2 separate regions of the Homo sapiens genome follow, and region 1 is linked to region 2. A link is a loop called in an ENCODE intact Hi-C map of the cell type or tissue named here. Cell type or tissue: dorsolateral prefrontal cortex. All regions are shown on one strand. Links, peaks and the distances in the headings refer to the core of each region. The heading gives the core; the rest is flanking DNA.

Region 1 (11,529 bases), core at 760-8,759, 57 kb after region 2:
ACTCTTTCTTCTTTGACACAGGGTTAACCTGTGTCAATCAGGATCCCTTTTGTGGGCCTCTACCCTGAATCCAAGGGCCTGACATTACATCTCTGCCAGGGCGTTTTTAGTATTTGTTTGTTTTTACATTGTATAAGGGCTCCAGTAAGCCATATTTCTTCCCATTGCCCTTTTCCGCCTAGGACGTATTTCAAGCTTCACACTTGTTTATCGTTGCCTTATCTTTTATGGGATTGCCTGCAGAGACTACAGCCCCAGACATATTTTGCACCTCCCATTGAGAGAATTGAGCACTGTCATTCTCAAACTCCATGGTAAAGAGAACAGCTGCCACCCCTTCTAACTAGATGACCTCAAAGATACTTCCAAACCCAGAGATTCTATTATCCTAATTATGGTGCCAGGGTCTTAAAGAGGGTGTGGCAGCTGTGACGAGTCTTAATGAACTAAGCCCCATGTGGCATATGTGTTTGTTTTGTTGTTGTTGTTGTTGAGGGGTGGGGGTATATTATTTAAGTGGCAGTTGGATCCAGGATAGAATTCTAGCCAGAGCAGCTGTCAATAGGGAAAGCACCTAGCACAGTGCCAAACATATACATAGTAGGCATTCAATATGAGGCAGTTTTCTCTTTCTACCCCAGGCTCAGATTTATTTCGGCACAGCCCAACCATGATTCTCCATTTCTGTAAATGCCCAATTCAGCACGTGATATAGGCAAAGCTGAAGTGGAGCTTCCTACCAGTCTTCTCACTGCTGCTATAAATTACAGTGATCCTATTTTCCAAACCAAATTCAAAGCATGTTGTCTGAATACACGTTACTTATGGGAACAAAAGGACTGACTCCTTGAAACTGTCCTGAAAAATCTAGAATCTATTACTGCTATAACTGGAATATAATTATGGTCGCCAGTATGTTTTATTAGTGGAGCTAAAATGAAATGGACCACACAGAGATGCATCTCACTTCTTAATCTTAAAATCATTTATAATTGACTCTTTTCATACTCCACTCCTAAAGCTGCAGAACACCAGTGACTAAACAAATCTAATACTTAAAGACCAGGTTAGAGCAATACTAACTACACTAGCTGGACAAAGTGAGTTCATCTGCTCTATTTGAGAGGGCACAACCAACCAGGTCCTGTTATGAGTAAATCATGACCTTGAGTCCCATAAAAATCCCCCAAAAGTTACCATTTTTTTGCTTTTCTTCTCCAGCCTGCTTCTGCTTCCTCCCCAAGTGAGGCACAAATAAACAGATCTGTTTGATTACTTGACAAGTGTGTTTGTCGAAACATAAAATGGCTGGGCGCAGTGGCTTACACCTGTAATCCCAGCACTTTGGGAGGCAGAGGCAGGTGGATTACTTGAGCCCAGGAATTTGAGACCAGCCTGGGCAACATGGCAAAAGCCCATCTCTAAAAAATATACGAAAAAAATTAGCTGGGTGTGGTGGCATGTGCCTGTAGTCCCAGCTACTCAGGAGGCTGAGGTGAGAGCATCTCCTGAACTAGGAGGCACAGGTTGCAATGAGCCAAGATTGCAACACTGTGCTCCAGCCTGGGCAAGAGAGTGAGACCCTGTCTGAAACAACAACAATAAAAACCTAAAAACCGCCAGGCGCAGTGGCTCACACCTGTAATCCCAGCACTTTGGGAGGACGAGGCGGGCGGATCATGAGGTCAGGAGATCGAGACCATCCTGGCTAAGATAGTGAAACCCCGCCTCTACTAAAAATACAAAAAATCAGCTGGGCATGGTGGTGGGCGCCTGTAGTCCCAGCTACTCAGGAGGCTGAGGCAGGAGAATTGCTTGAACCCTGGAGGCGTAGGTTACAGTGAGCCGAGATCGTGCCACTGCACTCCAGCGTGGGCAGCAGAGTGAGACTCCGTCACACACACACACACACACACACACACACACACACACAAAAGCCAGGTGCGGTAGCTCACGCCTGTAATCCCAGCACTCTGGGAGGCCAAGTCGGGCAGATCACGAGGTCAGGAGATCGAGACCATCCTGGCTAACACGGTGAAACACGGTCTCTACTAAAAATACAAAAAATTAGCCGGGTGCGCGGGCAGGCGCCTGTAGTCCCAGCTACTTGGGAGGCTGAGGCAGGAGAATGGCGTGAACCCGGGAGGCGGAGCTTGCAGTCAGCAGAGATCGCGCCACTGCACTCCAGCCTGGGTGACAGAGTGAGACCCCGTCTCAAAAAAAAAAAAAAAGCCTAAAAACCTCAGCCTGACTAAAAATAGATAAATAAATGAGTGAGCCATTTGCATTACTAAACAAGAATCTTAAAAAAAACTGTTAAGAAAAACTATTAATTCCTTGTTAGGCAGTGTGGCAATTAAATTAATCATTAAATTATCCAGAAAAATAAACTACAGGCAGAATGGTTGCAGCTAGATGAGCCAAAGGCCTTTATTGACTCCTAGACTGCAAAGGACCAACAGCACATCTACCTGTCTACAGGTAACATCTTTTCCTAAACCACCTTAGACAGAGAAATCTAACTTACCTCTAAAGCCCTCCCAGAGAAGGCTCATCAGATCTTAGGTTAACTTGCTTTAAAGTTTAACAAACCTCATTGTCAGAAATTTTTCTTCTAATATTAATCTTCTAATCTTCTAACCTAAATCCTTTATTATAGAATTTAAAGCCATTTCCTCTCATATTGTCTTTAACTGCTATCTTTAAAACCTAGATAGATGTCATTAAGTTGGGATCATCTCATTTGGTCCTATAATTATATAATAAATTTCAAACCATCAAACAACAAATCTAAATACTATATGACTTAGTTTGTGAGTATTTTTCTGAAGCCTCCTCAAAGACTTCTTAAGCAAAAGAACCCTAGCCCAGCTTATTCTTCCCTCACAGGTATTCCACCAACCTTTAAAGTTGCTTCACGATCTTATGAAAACTCATAGTTTTGGAGCTCAGTGGCAGAGTACTCTACTGAGGAGAATTGACAAGTGCCAAATTTAATGATAGGAAAACAATCATATATTCCTTTTTTTTTTTTTTTTTTGAGATGGAGTTTCACTCTTTTTGCCCAGGCTGGAGTGCAATGGTGTGATCTCCGCTTACGGCAACCCCTGCCTCCTGGGTTCAACTGATTCTCCTGCCTCAGCCTCCTGAGTAGCTAGGATTACAGGCATGTGCAACACACCTGGCTAATTTTGTATTTTTAGTAGAGACAGAGTTTCTCCATGTTGGTCAAGCAGGTCTCGAACTCCGGCCTCAGGTGATCCGCCCACCTCAGCCTCCCAAAGTGCTGGGATTACAGGCATGAGCCATAGTGCCCAGCCTCTCCCCTCTTTGTATAGAAGTAATCAAATCTTCACATCCAAGTATCATCTCCTGTCCACTCTACTTCTCTACGTTTGCAGTCTGGCTTCAACCTCCATAAATCTAATGCCTAGCACAATGCCAGACACAAAGTAGTTACTCTAAACATGTTAATGACTGATTCTAAAATTTTCTTGTCAAATTACCTCATTATCAGCCAGGTGCGGTAGCTCAAGTAATCCCAGTACTTTGGGAGGCCAAGGCAGGCTGATTGCTTGAGCTCAGGAGTTCAAGACTAGCCTGGCCAGCATGGTGAAACCCCGTCTCTATTAAAAATACAATGGTGGTGTGCACCTGTATTCCCAGCTACTCAGGAGGCTGAGGTGGAAGAATCACTTGAACCTGGGAGGCAGAGGTTGCAGTGAGCCGAGATCGCACCACTGCACCCCAGCCTGGGCTACAGAGTGAGACTCTGCCTCAAAAAACAACAACAAATTACCTCATTATCTTTGACGTCTGTAGTGTCTGATGCTGTTGCCATTCCCTCCTCAAAATTCTCATCCTGTGACTCGATAAATCCTGGCTCTTCTCTACCATCTCAGCTTTCTTTCCAATTCCTAACTTCCTGGAAGCCAGTACTATAGAATAAAAATCGAGAGTGATATGAACATGCTCAACACAGATGAACCTTGAAAACATTATGCTAAGTGAAATAAGCCAGACACAAAAGAACAAATATTGTGTGATTCCACTTATACGAGGTACCTAGAGTAGGCAAATTCAGAAAGAGAGAAAGTAGAATGGTGGCTGCCAGGAGCTAGGAGGAGGGAGGAAAGGGAATTTATTGTTTAATGATTTACATAGCTTCAGTTTGGGAAGATGAAAAAGTTCTGGAGATGGATGGTGGTGATGGTTGCACAACAATGTAAATGTACTTAATGCCACTGAACCATACACTTAAAAATGGTTATAATGGTACATTTATGTTATGTGTATTTTACTACAGTAACAAAAGTTTTTCAATGAGACTAAACTTTAATATTTAAAGATGTGTACTTAGATCATAAAAAATTTTAATAACAGGATTGCAATAAAAGAATGTATGGTTAATTGTATAGGTAACAGTGGGGTTGTAATTCATTAAGAGGCATGTGAGGTGCTTGGAAATGTTCTATTTTTTATTACCAGAGGCATTACACAGGTATACTATTTATAATTCATAAATTTGTACATTTATATTTTATTTTATTCACTTTATGTGTGCTATGTTTCACAATAAAGATGATTCAAAATAAATATCATTAATGCTAAAACTCATAATATGGTGAAAGAGGGTATATACATGATCTCAAAGTATCTCCCTAAAATGTACTGAATTATTACAAAGAGAAAAGTGGTAAATTTGCAGTGAAGAAACCTGGTATTCACCAACTCAACCAAGTGATCTCAGTTAATATACCAGTAAGGGAACAAAAAGCCATCTGTGTCACTTGATATAATGCACTGAGGATATATCACACTTTAATTGTATTCTTGCCAAAAATCTATAACCTGAATCTGATCATGAGAAAAAATCAGATAAATCCACATTAATGGGTGCTTTACAGATAAACAGCCCATATTCTCCAAAGAGAAAGAGAGAGAGAGAGAAAGAAGTGCTGCCAAGGTCAAGAATGACAATCAAAGTCTCAAGAAATGTTCTAGATTTGAGAAGACTACAAAGACAAAACCATTAAATGTAACAGATGATCCAGAACTGAATCCTGGACAAGAACTTGGTTTCCCTTCTTCTATAAATAATTCTAATGGGAGCACTGTTGATATCTGAATAAGGTCTGTAGATTAGTAACGAATCAATGTTATTTTCCTGATCTTGATAATTATACTCTGGTTATTAAATAAAAAATAAAGAAAGAGAATGGTACCAAATTATCCAAGATTGGAGCTGGGCAGTTTGGTACTAAGCAAAACTAAAGAAAAGTTAACCTGCACCTGACATAGGAACAGCATGAGGACAAGAGAAGGAATATACTTAGAGACTATGGAAACTGCCAGAAATCAGACCCAGGATGGTAGAAGGTGAGAAAAGTTCATTTTGCAAATTAAAAACAACAACAACAAAAAAAAAAAAACAAAACAAACCAGTTACTCCTAAACTCTTATGTTTCAATGGAAAGAAGGGAGTTTTTATGTCCTGGGGCTGAGAAATCTAAAAAGAATATAAGAGAAGACTTCAGTGGACAAGGACACCACTGTGTCCTAGTGGCTGAGCTGTGAAATAGTTACTCATATTCTGAGGTAGTGTGTGTACATAAAGTAACGTCTACGTACAAAGAAGGGAACAACAGACTCTGGGGCCTACTTAAGGGTGGAGAGGGGGAGGAGGATGAGAATCAAAAACTATCAGTTACTATGCTTGTTACCTGTGTGGCAAAATAATCTGTACACCAAACCCCGTGATAATGCAACTTACCTATTTAACAAACCTGCACATGTACCCCTGAACCTCAAATAAAATTTAAAAAATAATAATAAATAATAAAGTAAAAGTAACATAGCATGAACACAGTGCCTACTCTTGGATCCTACTTCCTGTGTCATTATTACACTTTCCCATTCTACTCTGAGCATATCCCTTCTGCAGTGTCTTCAGTACAGCTAGGTCTCAAAGGCTGATCTGGACTTGTACAGAGCTAGTGTGCTAACTAACAAGTGGCAAGAATAGCAGTAATGCATCTTGGCTCTACTCACATATAAGCACATCACACAGAGTCTCAAGAACTGAAAGTCAGAGCAAGTCAGAAAACCCATAAAACTGACCAAAAATTTCTTCACAAACTCAGGTTCATTTATTAATTTCAATTCACTTAAATGCAAGGTACCATTTTGGCTCCATGGTGGTGGTGGAGAGAGAGCAGTGTATAAGGATGAGTAATATCTAGTTTCTAGCTTCAAAGAATTTACAATCTAGGAAGGAGATAAGACATAGAAATAATGATAGTACAAGATACAATAAAAGTTCTGTAGGAATTGTGAGACAAATCGAAATAATTTTAGTCATGTGGTTATAATGAATACTTCTTGAGCACTTACTATGTTCTAAGTTCTATTTACTCTCACTCCTTTCTTGATTTCATCCAGTCACATTGCTATAAATACAATCTATATGCCAATGACTCCTAACTACGTCTTTGACCCACACCTCTCTCCCAAATTACCAATTTATGTATCTAACTGCCTATTCAATATCTTCATTTTGATGTCCAATTGACATCTCAAATTCAACATGCTTAAAATTGAACTCATCTCTTCTACCAAGTCTACTCCACCTGCAGCCTTCCCCATCTCAGTTGATGGCAACTTCACCCTTCTGGTTGCTTATAACAAAAAGCTTGAAGATACTGTCTTTTTATTAACAGAAAAAATTTTAAAAGCTATGTACTTATATAATACACCTTCAACAATTAGCAACAAATGCTCAATCTTCTTTTGTTGAAATTTTTTTTTTTCAAACAAATGCTCAATCTTATTTCATCTATATCCACCCACTTCCCCCAAACTGATTTCTAAACAAATCCCAGACATCATATAATTTTAACCAAAATACTTCTGTGTCTAAAATATAGAGAATATTTTAGGCCAGGCTTGGTGGCTCACACTTAAAATCCCAGCACTTTGGGAGGCTGAGGTGGGTGGACCACCTGAGGTCAGAAGTTTAAGACCAGCCTGGCCAACATGGTGAAACCCCATCCCTATTAAAAAATACAAAAATTAGCTGGGCATGGTGGCGAGCACCTGTAGTCCCAACTACTTGGGAGGCTGAGGCAGGAGAATCACTTGAACCTGGGAGGCGGAGGTTGCACTGAGCCGAAATCACGCTGCTGCACTCCAGCCTGGGCGACAGAGTGAGACTCTGTCTCAAAGAAATAAAATAAAATAAAGAGAATATTTTAAACATAAGAACACCGTCAACACACCCAAAGAAAATGAACAGGCCAGGCATGGTGGCTTACATCCCAGAACTTTGGGAGGCCAATGCAGGAGGATCACTTGAGCTCAGGAGGTCAAGTCTGCAGTGAGCAGTGATCATGCCACTGCACACCAGCCTGGGTGACAGTGACAGTCTGTCTAAAAAACACATATATATAAAGTTAAATTACTGTATTTTAAAATCACTTAAAACAATACTACCAATTCAATAGTTAGGCTTGTTTCTTTCATTTTGTTTTTTATTTTTAGTGACTGATATTTTTATTGAGGTAAAATTTACATACAGTGAAATCTATAGCTCTTAATTGTGTAATTTTTTTTTTTTTTAAGAGACAGGGTCTTGCTCTGTGGCCGAGGCTAGAGTGCAATGGCTTGATCATAGCTCACCACAGCCTTGAACTCCTGGGCTCAGCTCCTGGGCTCAAGCAATCCTCCCAGCTCAGTCTCCTCGGGGCTGGGACTACAGGTATGCACCACCACACCTGGCTAATTTTTCTTTCTTTTGTAGAGATGGGGTTACACTATGTTGCTCAGGTGGGTCTTGAACTCCTGGGCTCAAGCAATTCTCCCACCTCGACCTCCCAAAATGCTGGGAACACAGGCATGGGCCACCGTGCTTGGCCAGTAATTTGATGAGCTTTGACAAACATATACAGCCATGAAACCTACATATCAATCAATATATAGAACATTGTCATCACTCCAGAGAGTTATTCATGGTCCCTTCCAGTCAATCCCCATTCCACAAGGCAGTCATATTGTAACTTCTATGACCATAGATTAATTTTACCTGTAATACTATTTTATATAAATGGAATCACACAGTACGTGGTCTTTTGTGTCCAGCTTCTTTTGCTCAACATTTTGCATGTTGCTGCATGCATCAGTACTTCATTCTTTTTCATTGCTCAGCAACATTCAATTGTATGCAACACAACTTGTTTTATTAATTCTCCTATTACTGCATATTTGGGTTTAGACTATTATAAATAAAGTTGCTATGAACATTTATAAACAATTCGTTTTGTGAACATTTGTTTTCATTTATCTTGGGTAGATAACTAGAAGTGGAACTGCTGGGTCATAGGATGTGTGCTCCTTTCACTTTATAAGAAACTGCCAAAAACAGTTTTTGAAAATGACTGTAGGCCACCTGCAGTGGCTCGTGCCTGTAATCCCAACATTTTGGGAGGCTGAGTTGAGAGGTTCGCTTGAGCCAGAAGTTCAAGACCAGCCTGGGCAATACAGGGAGGCCTTATCTCTACAAAAAAATGTTTTAAAAATTAGTCAAGCATGGTGGCACCAGCCTGTAGTACCAGCTACTAGGGAGGCTGAGGTGGGAAGATCAATTGAGCCCAGGAGTTCAAGGTTGCAGTGAGCTATGATCGCACCACTTGCACTCCAGCCTGGGCAACACAGCAAGACTATGTCTCTTAAAAACAAATTAAAAATAAATAAATAAAATGATTGTATAATTTTATACTTCCACTAACAACATATTAGTTTCAGGTGCTCCACATTCTCACTAACATTTGGTTTGTCAGTGTGAAGTGATATCTCATGTTTGTTTTTTTTCTCATTTTTTTTTGAGTCTCACTCTGTCACCCAGGCTGGAGTGCAGTAGCGCGATCTTGGCTCACTGCAAGCTCCGCCTCCCGGGTTCACACCATTCTCCTGCCTCAGCCTCCTGAGCAGCTGGGACTACAGGCGCCCGCCACCACGACCTATTTTTTTTTTTTTTGTATTTTTTAGTAGAGACGGGGTTTCACTATGTTAGCCAAAATGGTCTCAATCTCCTGTCCTCATGATCTGCCCACCTTGGCCTCCTAAAGTGTTGGGATTACACGCGTGAGCCACCGTGCCCTGCCATTTGTTTTTTTCTTGAGGCAGAGTCTCACTTTGTCACTCCAGCTGGAGTGTGATGGCATGATCTCAGCTCACTGCAACCTCTGTCTCCCGGGTTCAAGCGATTCTTGTACAACCTCCCAAGTAGCTGGGATTACAGGCGCACACCACCACCCCCAGCTAATTTTTGTATTTTTAGTAGAGACGGGGTTTTGCCGTGTTGGCCAGGCTGGTCTTCAACTCCTGGACTCAAGCGATCAACCCGCCTTGGCCTCCAAAACTGCTGGGATTACATGCGTGAGCCACCTTGCCCGGCCTATCTTGTGTTTTTTAGTCAACTTTATATATCATTTATGTACAATTAAAATTGGGCCCATTTTAAGTGTAGAGTTTGATGAGTTCAATAAATGGGTGCGTGTGTGTGTGCGCGCATGCGCGGGTGTGTGTAGCTATGACTCCAATCAAATATAGAACATATCAATCACCCAAAAAGTTCCCTGTGCCCTTTGCAATCAATTCCCAGCCCTGGGCAATCATTTAGTTGCTTTCTGTCACTGTAGATTAGTTTTGCCCATTCTAGAATTTCAGATAAACTTATTCATGCAGTATGTACTGTGACAACCATGAAAATGTACCACTGGGCTGGGCAGAGTGGCTCACACCTGTAATCCCAACACTTCAGGAGCCTGAGGCAGGTGGATTACCTGATGTCAGGATTTCAAGACCAGCCTGGCCAACGTGGCAAAACTCTGTTTCTACTAAAAATACAAAAAATTAGCCGGGCATGGTGGCCAGCGCCTGTAATTCCAGCTACTCGGGAGGCTGAGGCAGGAGAATTGTTTGAACCCGGGAGGCGGAGGTTGCAGTAAGCAGAGATGACGCCACTACACTCCAGCCTGGGCAACAGAGCAAGACTCCATCTCAAAAAAAAAAAGATTCTTCCTTTCCAATCCTCCTTCCTTCCCTCTCTCCTTCCACAGATGTCAGGCTTACATCTTAGTCTGAAGTCTCACCCTGCCTTCTCCTGATTCTTCTTTGCAGTGTTTTAAAATATAGTCAGCCTTCCCTATATGTGGATTCTGCATCTGTGGATTCAACCAACCATGAATTGAAAATATTCAGAAAAAAAGGGTGGTTGGTTCCGTACTGAACATTCACAGACTTTTTTTTCTTGTAATTATTTGCCAAACAATACACCTATATACATAGCATTTACACTGTATTAGTTATTACAGGTAATCAAGAGACAATTTAATGCATACGGGAGGGCCAGGAATGGTGGCTAAAGCCTGTAATCCCATAGCTTTGGGAGACCAAGATGGGAGGATTGCTTGAGGCTAGGAGTTCGAGACCAGCCTGTGCAAAATAGCAAGACCCCCCTCCTCATCTCTACAAATCAATCAATAAATTAAAACAAAAATTTTTTGAGACAGAGTCTTGCTCTGTTGCCCAAGCTGGAGCGCACTGGCACGATCACAGCTCACTGCAACCTCAAGTGATACTTTTGCCTCAAGTGATCCTCCTGCTTTAGCCTCCCAAAGTGCTGGGATTATAAATGTGACCCACCGTGCCTGGCCATAAATACTATTGAATGAATGAATGAATTCCAGGCATTGTGCTAAGCATATTTAAAAGGTTGTTCCACTTAATTCTCAAAATAATCCCTATAAGGTGGGGTGCTATTATTTTAATTTTACAGACAAGGAAACTGAAGCACAGAGAAGATAAGCAAGTTGCCAAAGTTCACATAGTTGGTAAGTAAGAAAGTCAGTTCTGCAGAAGTAGTTGGGTTTGAGTTCGGTCATATCCCTTAAATCCTTTGTGGAATGAGATGAATCTTTATTCCACAAATAAGGTAAAGGTAAATAAATAAATCCTTAGATGAGTTAAGGAAAACAGAGTATTCAAGGAAAAATGAACAGCCTAAACAAAAAATACAAGAATGAGAAAAAGGCAAGTGGTTCAGACTGACTGAATAAAAAGGTTGATACAGGATATTTGCGGCCAGGCACGGTGTCTCACTCCTGTAATCCCAGTACTTTGGGAGGCCGAGGCGGAGAGATCACCTGAGGTCAGGAGTTCAAGACCAGCCTGGCCAAATGGTGAAACCCTGTCTCTACCAAAAATATAAAAAATTAGCCAGGTGTGTTGGTGCACACCTGCAATCCCAGCTACTCGGGAAGGTGAGGCAAGAGAATTGCTTGAACCTGGCAGGCGGAGGTTGCAGTGAGCCGAGATCGTGCCACTGCACTCCAGTCTGGGTGACAGAGCGAGACTCCGTTTCAAAAAATAAATAAATAAAATTTTAAAAATAAAATAAAAACAGGATATTTGCAGGAGGTAATGTTGGAAAGGGAAGTTAGGGCATATTATGAAGGATCTTTGAGAAGGAAC
Region 2 (8,000 bases), core at 1-8,000:
AAAAAAAAAAATTAGCCAGACACGGCAGCACATGCCTGTAGTCCTAGCCACTCAGGGGGTTCAGGCAGGAGGATTGCTTGAGCCTAGGAATTTGGGGCTGCCGTGAGCTATTACTGCACCACTGCACCTCAGCCTGGGTGACAGAGTGAGACCCTGTCTCTAAAAAGAAAAAGAAATTATGGAAAAATTAATTCCATTAAGTCTGAAAAACTTTAAATTTGGGATGTTAAACATCTCATATTTTGCTCTGTGGGAAACTAAGGAGAAATAAAAAGTCTGTTAAAAGTAAACATGATTCCCAAAATAAGAAAAACTAATCTAAGAAATGAGGAATTATATAAATTATTTTCACCGTAGGGCACGGTGGCTCACACTTGTATTCCTAACACTTCTGGACGCCAAGGTGGGAGGACTGCTTGATCCCAAGAGTTTGAAACCAGACTGGACAACACAGTGAGAAGCCATCTCTACAAAGAATAGAAAAATTAGCCGGTATGGTGGCGCATGCTTGTGGTCCTAGCTACTTGGGAGGCTGAAGCCCAAGAGGTAAAGGCTTCAGTGAGCCATGTTCACGCCACTTCACTCCAGCCTGGGTGACAGAGTGAGACCCTATCTCAAAATAAATTAATAAATACATTTATGAAGTCAGTCATTTCAAATTGATACAACTGGCAGATAAAGACAAAAATGTGTATCTATAAAATATTTAACAAAATTTCTCATGACAGCTCATCAATCTATCCAGAATACACTATAGTCCCTCAAGGTATAAAAAAATAAGGTAAGCTCAAGCTCACAAAACAGTAGCAGTACATCTTAGTCTGTTTTCTGCTGCTATAACAGAATTCCCACCAGACTGGGAAATTGATAAAGAAAAAGATTTACAGGATTTGGCTCATGGTTCTGAATGCTGAAATGTCCAAGGACATGGCACTAGCATCTAGACGGCCAGCTGGTAAGGGCCTTCTAGCTGCATCGTAACACGGTGGAAAGACATCACATGGTGAGGGTGCATTCAAGAAGGTGGAAAGGGGGCCAAACTGCCCCTTCAGCCTTTTATAATTAACCCATGCTCACGGCAACAGCCTTAATGCATACATATGGGCAGTGCCCCCACGACCTAATTACCTCTTTTTTGTGTATGTGTGGTCAACTTCTGTAGCTTTATACCAATACCACTAATTACCTCTCAACACTGTTGCACTGGGGGTTAAGTTTCCAACACATGCCACATTCAAACCACAGCACAGTACATATTAGGATTTGGGCACTAACCATTTTGTGAACCAATGGAGCCCAAAAGATTCTATAAAAATAATGCTTACCTGATGGGTGTGGTGGGGGGATCCTCACTTCGAGCCTCATTCTCTTGCCTGGCTTCACAGATACAGCTCAACACAGACATGGTCTTCTGGGGACTAAGACAATATATTAAAGCAATATATTGTTAACTTTGAAAAGAAAAGTACTTTTGGAGATTATCCTTTTATGCACAGAGGAAATAAAATGCTTTCTCTGCATATCAAACTCCAAACCACCTTACACCAAAATGCAAATTCTCCATACTTGTTTTGAATTAGCATAATTTAAAATTCTCAAGGAAGATTCACTGGAAATAAGGTGGACAGAGGACTGTATTAAATACCATAAAGATGCGATCAGCAAAATCCAGAATGTAGAAAACCATACAACAATCTGTACCTTCAACAAATAATTTGCAAGCAAGAGGCAAAAAAAAAAAAAAAAAAAAAAAAAAAAGACTGGAGGGGTACTCTGTATTTTAAAAGACTTAAAGAGATATAATCAAATGCAATATGCAGACCTTATTTAGATCTTGAGTCAAACTGTAAAACACCATTTATGAGACAATCAGAGAAATCTGAACATTGAATATTTCATGATATTAAGGAACCATTGTCAATTTTTTAAAGTATGATAATAGTAATACGGTTAAGTTTAAAATAAGAATCCTTATCTTTTGGAGACAGCACTGAAGTATTTCAGATAAAATTATATAATGCTGAAATTATCTTCAAAATAATTCAGTAGGGAGGGGGGTGCTGGAAATATAAATGAATCAAGACTGGCCATAAGAAATTTTTGGAACTGGGTGATGAATACATGGCAGTCCATTATACTACTCTCTCTACTTTCGTATATGCTTGAAACCTTCTGTAGTAAAATGATTGAGAAATAAGGTGACAGCAAGTAATTTGAACAGAGTACAGTTACAAACAACACTTAAAAGTTTCATGTACGCTGGGCACGGTGGCTTATACCTGTAATCCTACCACTTTGGGAGGCCAAGCCAGGTGGATCACTTGAGCTTCAGGAGTTAGAGACTAGCCTGGGCAACATGACGAAACCCCATCTCTACTAAAAACACAAAAATTAGCCCCTGGTGGCAGGTGCCTGTAGTCCCAGCACCCTGTGGGGTTGAGGCAGGAGGATCGCTTGAGCCTGGGAGGTCAAGGCTGCAGTGAACTGTGATTGCACCACTGCACTGCAGCCTGGTTGACAAAGTGAGACCCTGTCTCAAACAAACAAACAAAAAATCTCCACCTAAATGCAGATGAACCAAGGACCACTTCCAATATTGTGACAGAGCTTACTTTAGATGATTTGTTAGAGTGAACACAATAGCAAACAAGTCGAATTTTTTTAAATTTAGATTCTTATATAGAAAAATTTATTCACAACAATATCAAAAATTTCATCTCATTCTAGGATCCACCATTCCAACCCTCTGCTCAAAGTTTTTCCTTATTTTCTCCTCTCTACTTTCTACCCTAAGAGTTCTAGAAGCTTCAGCAACATACTCTGTTCCCTCTGAATATGCACAAGTACAGACTAATAACAACTTATTCCTGGCCAAAAATTCTGTTAAAGCCAAATGGACCAGATACACACTCCACTTTCTTCAGCTTCTAAGACTATATATCATTAAGGGATCTTCAAATGAAAAAGGACTCTACGGTACTTATGTTTCAGATTAAATATACTAATAGCCCAATGAGGAACTAATCTCTCTAAGACATAGCTAAGAACAGATCAAAAGACTTTGAAAAAGGTCAGAAACTCACAAGTGAGGTCACATTTAGTCCACAGGCCTCTTTTATTTGATATTTTATTTTTAAAAATCCAGATTTCTTTCTAAAAACAAAGATGTGGCAACAAGAAGTTTGCAGTTTCACATGACAACTACTGGCTGGAGTTGAGTGGGGCACACCCTTTCACATGGACCATACATTCAGTTTGCCATTGTCCTCAACACTCTGTCTTGCGGGCGGATCACGAGGTCAGGAGATCGAGACCATCCTGGCTAACACGGTGAAACCCCGTCTCCACTAAAAATACAAAAAAAAAATTAGCCAGGCGTGGTGGCTGGCACCTGTAGTCCCAGCTACTTGGGAGGCTGAGGCAGGAGAATGGTGTGGACCCGGGAGGCGGAGCTTGCAGTGAGCGGAGATCGTGCCACTGCACTCCAGCCTGGATGACAGAGTGAGACTCCGTCTCAAAAAAAAAAACAAAAAAAAAACACTCTGTCTTGTACCTAGCCACTTTAGTTATTAACAGTACCCGCCTAGCCTCTAATTTAAGAATTCTTGGTGGGGCATGGTAGCTCACATCTGTAATCCTAGCACTTTGGGAAGTCAAGGCAGGTGGATCACTTGAGCCCAGGAGTTCAAGGCCAGCCTGGGCAACATAGTAAAATCCTCATCTCTACAAAAAATACAAAAATTAGCCAGATGAGGTGGTACATGCCTGTAGCCCCAGCTACTCAGGTGGCTGAGGCAGGAGGATAGCTGGAGGTCAGGATGTTGAGGTCACAGTGAGCCATGATCTCACCACCGCACTCCAGCCTGGGCAACAGAGCAAGATTCTGTCTCAAAAAATAAAAAAGAAAATAAAAGAAGAATTCTTGCCTATGTTTCACCAACTGCTATTAGCGTTTTCAGGCTGGATGACTCATGCCTGAAACAATTGTATTCTCACAGCCACCAGATGGCAAAGCTTACCAACCAAAACCTCAGTATGGGGTCATACTCGTCCTCAAAGCATTACAACATCCATGACAAAGCAAAAATAACAGCTCAACATAGTAGTTAATTTGGCAGGCAGAAGAGAAAATGACCTGAGGCTGCAGCTGAGTATGCGATTGCAGAAGGAACAAGGTCTGTAGCTATCTCTTGTTAATCCTTCTTTTTCTCATCAATTGGATCAACAATCCTGAGATTGTGGAGACTCTTGTATCAGCAACAGAAAAAAGGGGGGAAAGGAACTCTCACATGAACAAAAGTAAAGACATTTCAATTATCTTAGTTCTAGGTGTAGAAAAAAGCTTCACTGAACTTAAAAAAGTATTAACTAAAAAGTCTATGATCCATTCAAAACATTGCTAAATCCTTTATGAAAGAGTCTCATTTTAACTTTCTCATTTTAACTTTTTTCCTTTGTTGATAAACCATCTACCCTCATCACCAGTAGCTGTGTATTAAACTCTAAATAGCATCCAGCTTTGGTTACCTGGCAACAGACTCAGCAACAGCAGTAGATCCATTTTTTCTTTCACCAGTTGCAGGCTCTGAATAAAAACAAAACCAAGGAGAGAAAGGAAAGAGAAACAGAATTTAGTTAGTATCACACCTAAACCTTCACTCTGCTCTACTAGTATTTGCAAAAAATAACAAAAAGAAATAAAAATAAGTAAAACTAGTAAGTATAAACATACAAACATTTCTTGTAATTTTATTTATTTATTTCTTTATTTTGAGACAGTCTCACTCTATCACCCAAGCTGGAGGGCAGTAGCGTGATCTCAGCTCACTGCAACCTCCGCCTCCTGGGTTCAAGCGATCTCCTGCCTCAACCTCCCGAGTAGCTGGGACTACAGGCATGCGCCACCACGTCCAGCTAATTTTTTGTATTTTTTAGGAAAGACAGGGTTTTGCCAAGTTTCCCAAGCTGGTCTCAAACTCCTGAAATCAAGTGATCTGCCAGATTTCTTGTTTTTTGTTTGTTTGTTTTGAGACAACAGTCTCGCTCTGTCACCCAGGCTGCAGTGCAGGCCAGATTTGTTTTAATTTTTTTTTTTTTTTTTTTTTGAGACAGAGTCTCACTCTGTCGCCCAGGCTGGAGTGCAGTGGCGCAATCTCGGCTCACTGCAAGCTCTGCCTCCCGGGTTCACGCCATTCTCCTGCCTCAGCCTCCCCAGCAGCTGAAACTACAGGTGCCCGCCACCACGCCCGGCTAATTTTTTTGTATTTTTAGTCGAGACGGGGTTTCACCGTGTTAGCCAGGATGGTCTCAATCTCCTGACCTCGTGATCCGCCCGCCTCGGTCTCCCAAAGTGCTGGGATTACAGGCAAGAGCCACTGTGCCCGGCTGGCTATTTCTTGTAATTTAATGGTACAAGTTTTTCTCACTTCCACCAATCAATTTTCTTTCAAACTTCCTATAAAAGACTAATAAGATTGGCAAGAAATACAATACAATGAGTAACTTTTTTTTTTTTTGGAGACAGAGTCTTACTCCGTTGCCCAGGCTAGAGTGCAGCGGCGTAATCTCGACTTGCTGCAACCTGTGTCTCCTGGGTTCAAGCGATTCTCATGCCTCACCCTCCTGAGTAGCTGGGATTACAGGTGTGCACCACCACACCCAGCTAATTTTTGTATTTTTAGTAGAGATGGGGTTTCACCATGTTGACCAGGCTGGTCTCAAACTTCCGACCTCAGGTGATTCACCCGCCTCAGGTTCCCAAAGTGTGCTGGGATTACACATACGAGCTACGACACCTAGCCCTTAGCAGTAATATTCTTTTTTTTTTTTTTTTTTTTTTTTTTTGGAGACAGAATCTCACTCTGTTGCTCAGGCTGGAGTGCAGTGGCATGATCTCAGCTCACTGCAACCTCCGCCTCTCGGGTTCAAGAGATTCTGCTGCCTTAGCCTCCCGAGTAGCTGGGATTACAGGTACCTGCCACCATGTCCGGCTAATTTTTATATTTTTAGTAGAGATGGGGTTTCACCATCTTGGCCAGGCTGGTCTCGAACTCCTGACCTCAGGTGATCCACCCACCTCAGCCTCCCAAAGTGCTGGGATTACAGGCATGAGCCACCACACCCGGCCAGCAGTAACATTCTTAAATGAAAATTAAACTTCTGAATCCAAATTCATCTCTGCCCATATAAGAAGTTAAAAAAGTATGTAATAATACAAAATTAAAAACCAAAAACTTTTTAAAATTTATATCATATTAAAAACAAATTAAAAATAAAAGAACTTAATAAAATAAGTAGAAAATATTTTAGGTTGATGAACTAATTTTAAATAGTTTTTAGAGCACCCACAAATAGAAGGTACCCAAGTTCTTCCCAAAGTGCTTTAGGACAGACACTTCAAAAACAAAGGGTGGCCAGGCACGGTGGCTCACTCATGTAATCCCAATACTTTGAGAGGCCAAGGCAGGAGGATCGCTTGAGCCCAGGAGTTCAACACCAGCCTGGCTAACATGGCGAAGCCCCATCTCTATAATAAATACAAAAATTAACCAGGCATGGGTGGTGGGCGTGCCTGTAGTCCCACCTACTCAGGGGGCTAAGATGGGAGGATCGCTTGAGCCTGGGAGATGGAGGCTGCAGTGAGCTGAGATCACCCCATTGCACTCCAGCCTGGGTGACAGGGAGAAGCCCTGTCTCAACAACAATAACAACAAAAAGAAACAAAAAGGACATTTTCAAGAACATGCAGCAACAGATTAAAGGTCGTACTGAAAAAAATCCCATATTCTCACAACAATGTCACTAATTTCAAGGGATTAAAATTTGTTCATTTACAATTTATACCAGCCTTAGAGAAAACAACCCTTAAATGGTTTTTAATTATTTCTAAAATATTCATGACCCAACATAATCTAAACAGTCCATCAGGGAGGCAGCTGAAATTCAGTTGGAGCCCTGGCTCTGAAATAGAAACCTGGCTCACACCCTGGCTATTGCACTTAATAGTCCAACCTAGGAGTAAACTACTTTGTCATTTTGAGTCTCAGTGTCCTCCTCTATAAGATAAAAACACAACAAACCTAAAAAGTTTGTTGTAAGGATGAAATGATGTAAGTAACACTGAATACAGTCCTTGATACTATGCTCCTGGTATTAGGAAAGGTAGTAAAATTTACTGATATAACCATCCTTAACACTTCGCTAGTTGTAATTTCAGATCCAAAGGTAAAGTAAGATTTAAGGCTATCACATACTCTCTCTCTTGACAAACCCTTTTTAAAATTTTTATTTTTGAGATGAGATGTCACTATGTTGCCCAGGCTGGTCTTGTACTTCTGGGTTTAAGCACACCTCCCACCTCAGCCTCTGGCATTGCTGGGATTATAGAAGCGCACCAACCACCATGCCTGGCAATAAGCCCTTATTTATTCCGGAAAAGATGATAGTAAGGATGGAACCATGTAATACTTTAACTCAGTCTACTGAGTTGCTAAGATTCAAATCAGTAAGTACCACAGCATCAAAGATTTGGAACCAGACTTCCTGGATTTGTATCCCGGCTACTCCATTTACTAGCTATGTTTAGGGAAGGCGCTCAACCTTCCTGTGCCTCAGTTTCCTCATCTGTAAAAGGAGGATAATAATAGGATCTAGTTCATCGGCTTCTTATGAGATTTAATGAGCTATACATGTGAAGTACCTGGTATACAGTAAGAGCTAAAAATGTATTAGCTAAAATTACTTTTCTCTGGTCTCAGGGAAGAAGAAGTCCTGCTTATCCAACCTATTCTGTGTAGTCTTCAATAGCTTCCCCTCCCAACTTCTTCAGGGCCTTAATTCATCAACTGTTTCCCCCAATTCCCTCGTCTTTAATCTATGCCTCCCTCTTTTGGATCCTTCCTTAACCCATTTATGCTGGAGGTTGCAAATTTTTTTTTGTGAAAAATCAGACCTTGGTGATGACCTTGAGCAGCAGGATATAAATAACTCCCGCAAGCTTA

What was found. Peaks named below come from ENCODE experiments on the same cell type or tissue, not always from the same donor. Only the 100,000 strongest peaks of a DNase experiment are listed, where the experiment ranks them.
Region 1: a loop joins it to region 2, with 4 times the contacts of the local background. A loop is called at or near these places in 3 of 110 quality-filtered maps.

The regions. Positions count from the first base shown.
Region 1 is chr15:43,493,601-43,505,129 of GRCh38, forward strand. It overlaps a transcript of TP53BP1 not described here. Among named protein-coding and RNA genes, the nearest start is that of TP53BP1, 6.2 kb to the left of the region's middle. RefSeq lists an enhancer at 1,494-1,994. In dorsolateral prefrontal cortex, for the core only: no CTCF peak of the experiment used is centred there; no DNase peak of the experiment used is centred there; H3K27ac peaks cover 179 bases.
Region 2 is chr15:43,436,999-43,444,998 of GRCh38, forward strand. It overlaps TP53BP1 (tumor protein p53 binding protein 1), which reads right to left. Exons shown (of 28, transcript NM_001141980.3): 15 at 4,528-4,585; 16 at 1,326-1,418. Among named protein-coding and RNA genes, the nearest start is that of TP53BP1, 52 kb to the right of the region's middle. RefSeq lists an enhancer at 5,016-5,619. In dorsolateral prefrontal cortex, for the core only: a CTCF peak has its summit at 4,022 (motif pointing right); a DNase peak (open chromatin) is centred at 3,986; H3K4me3 peaks cover 1,187 bases; H3K27ac peaks cover 4,763 bases.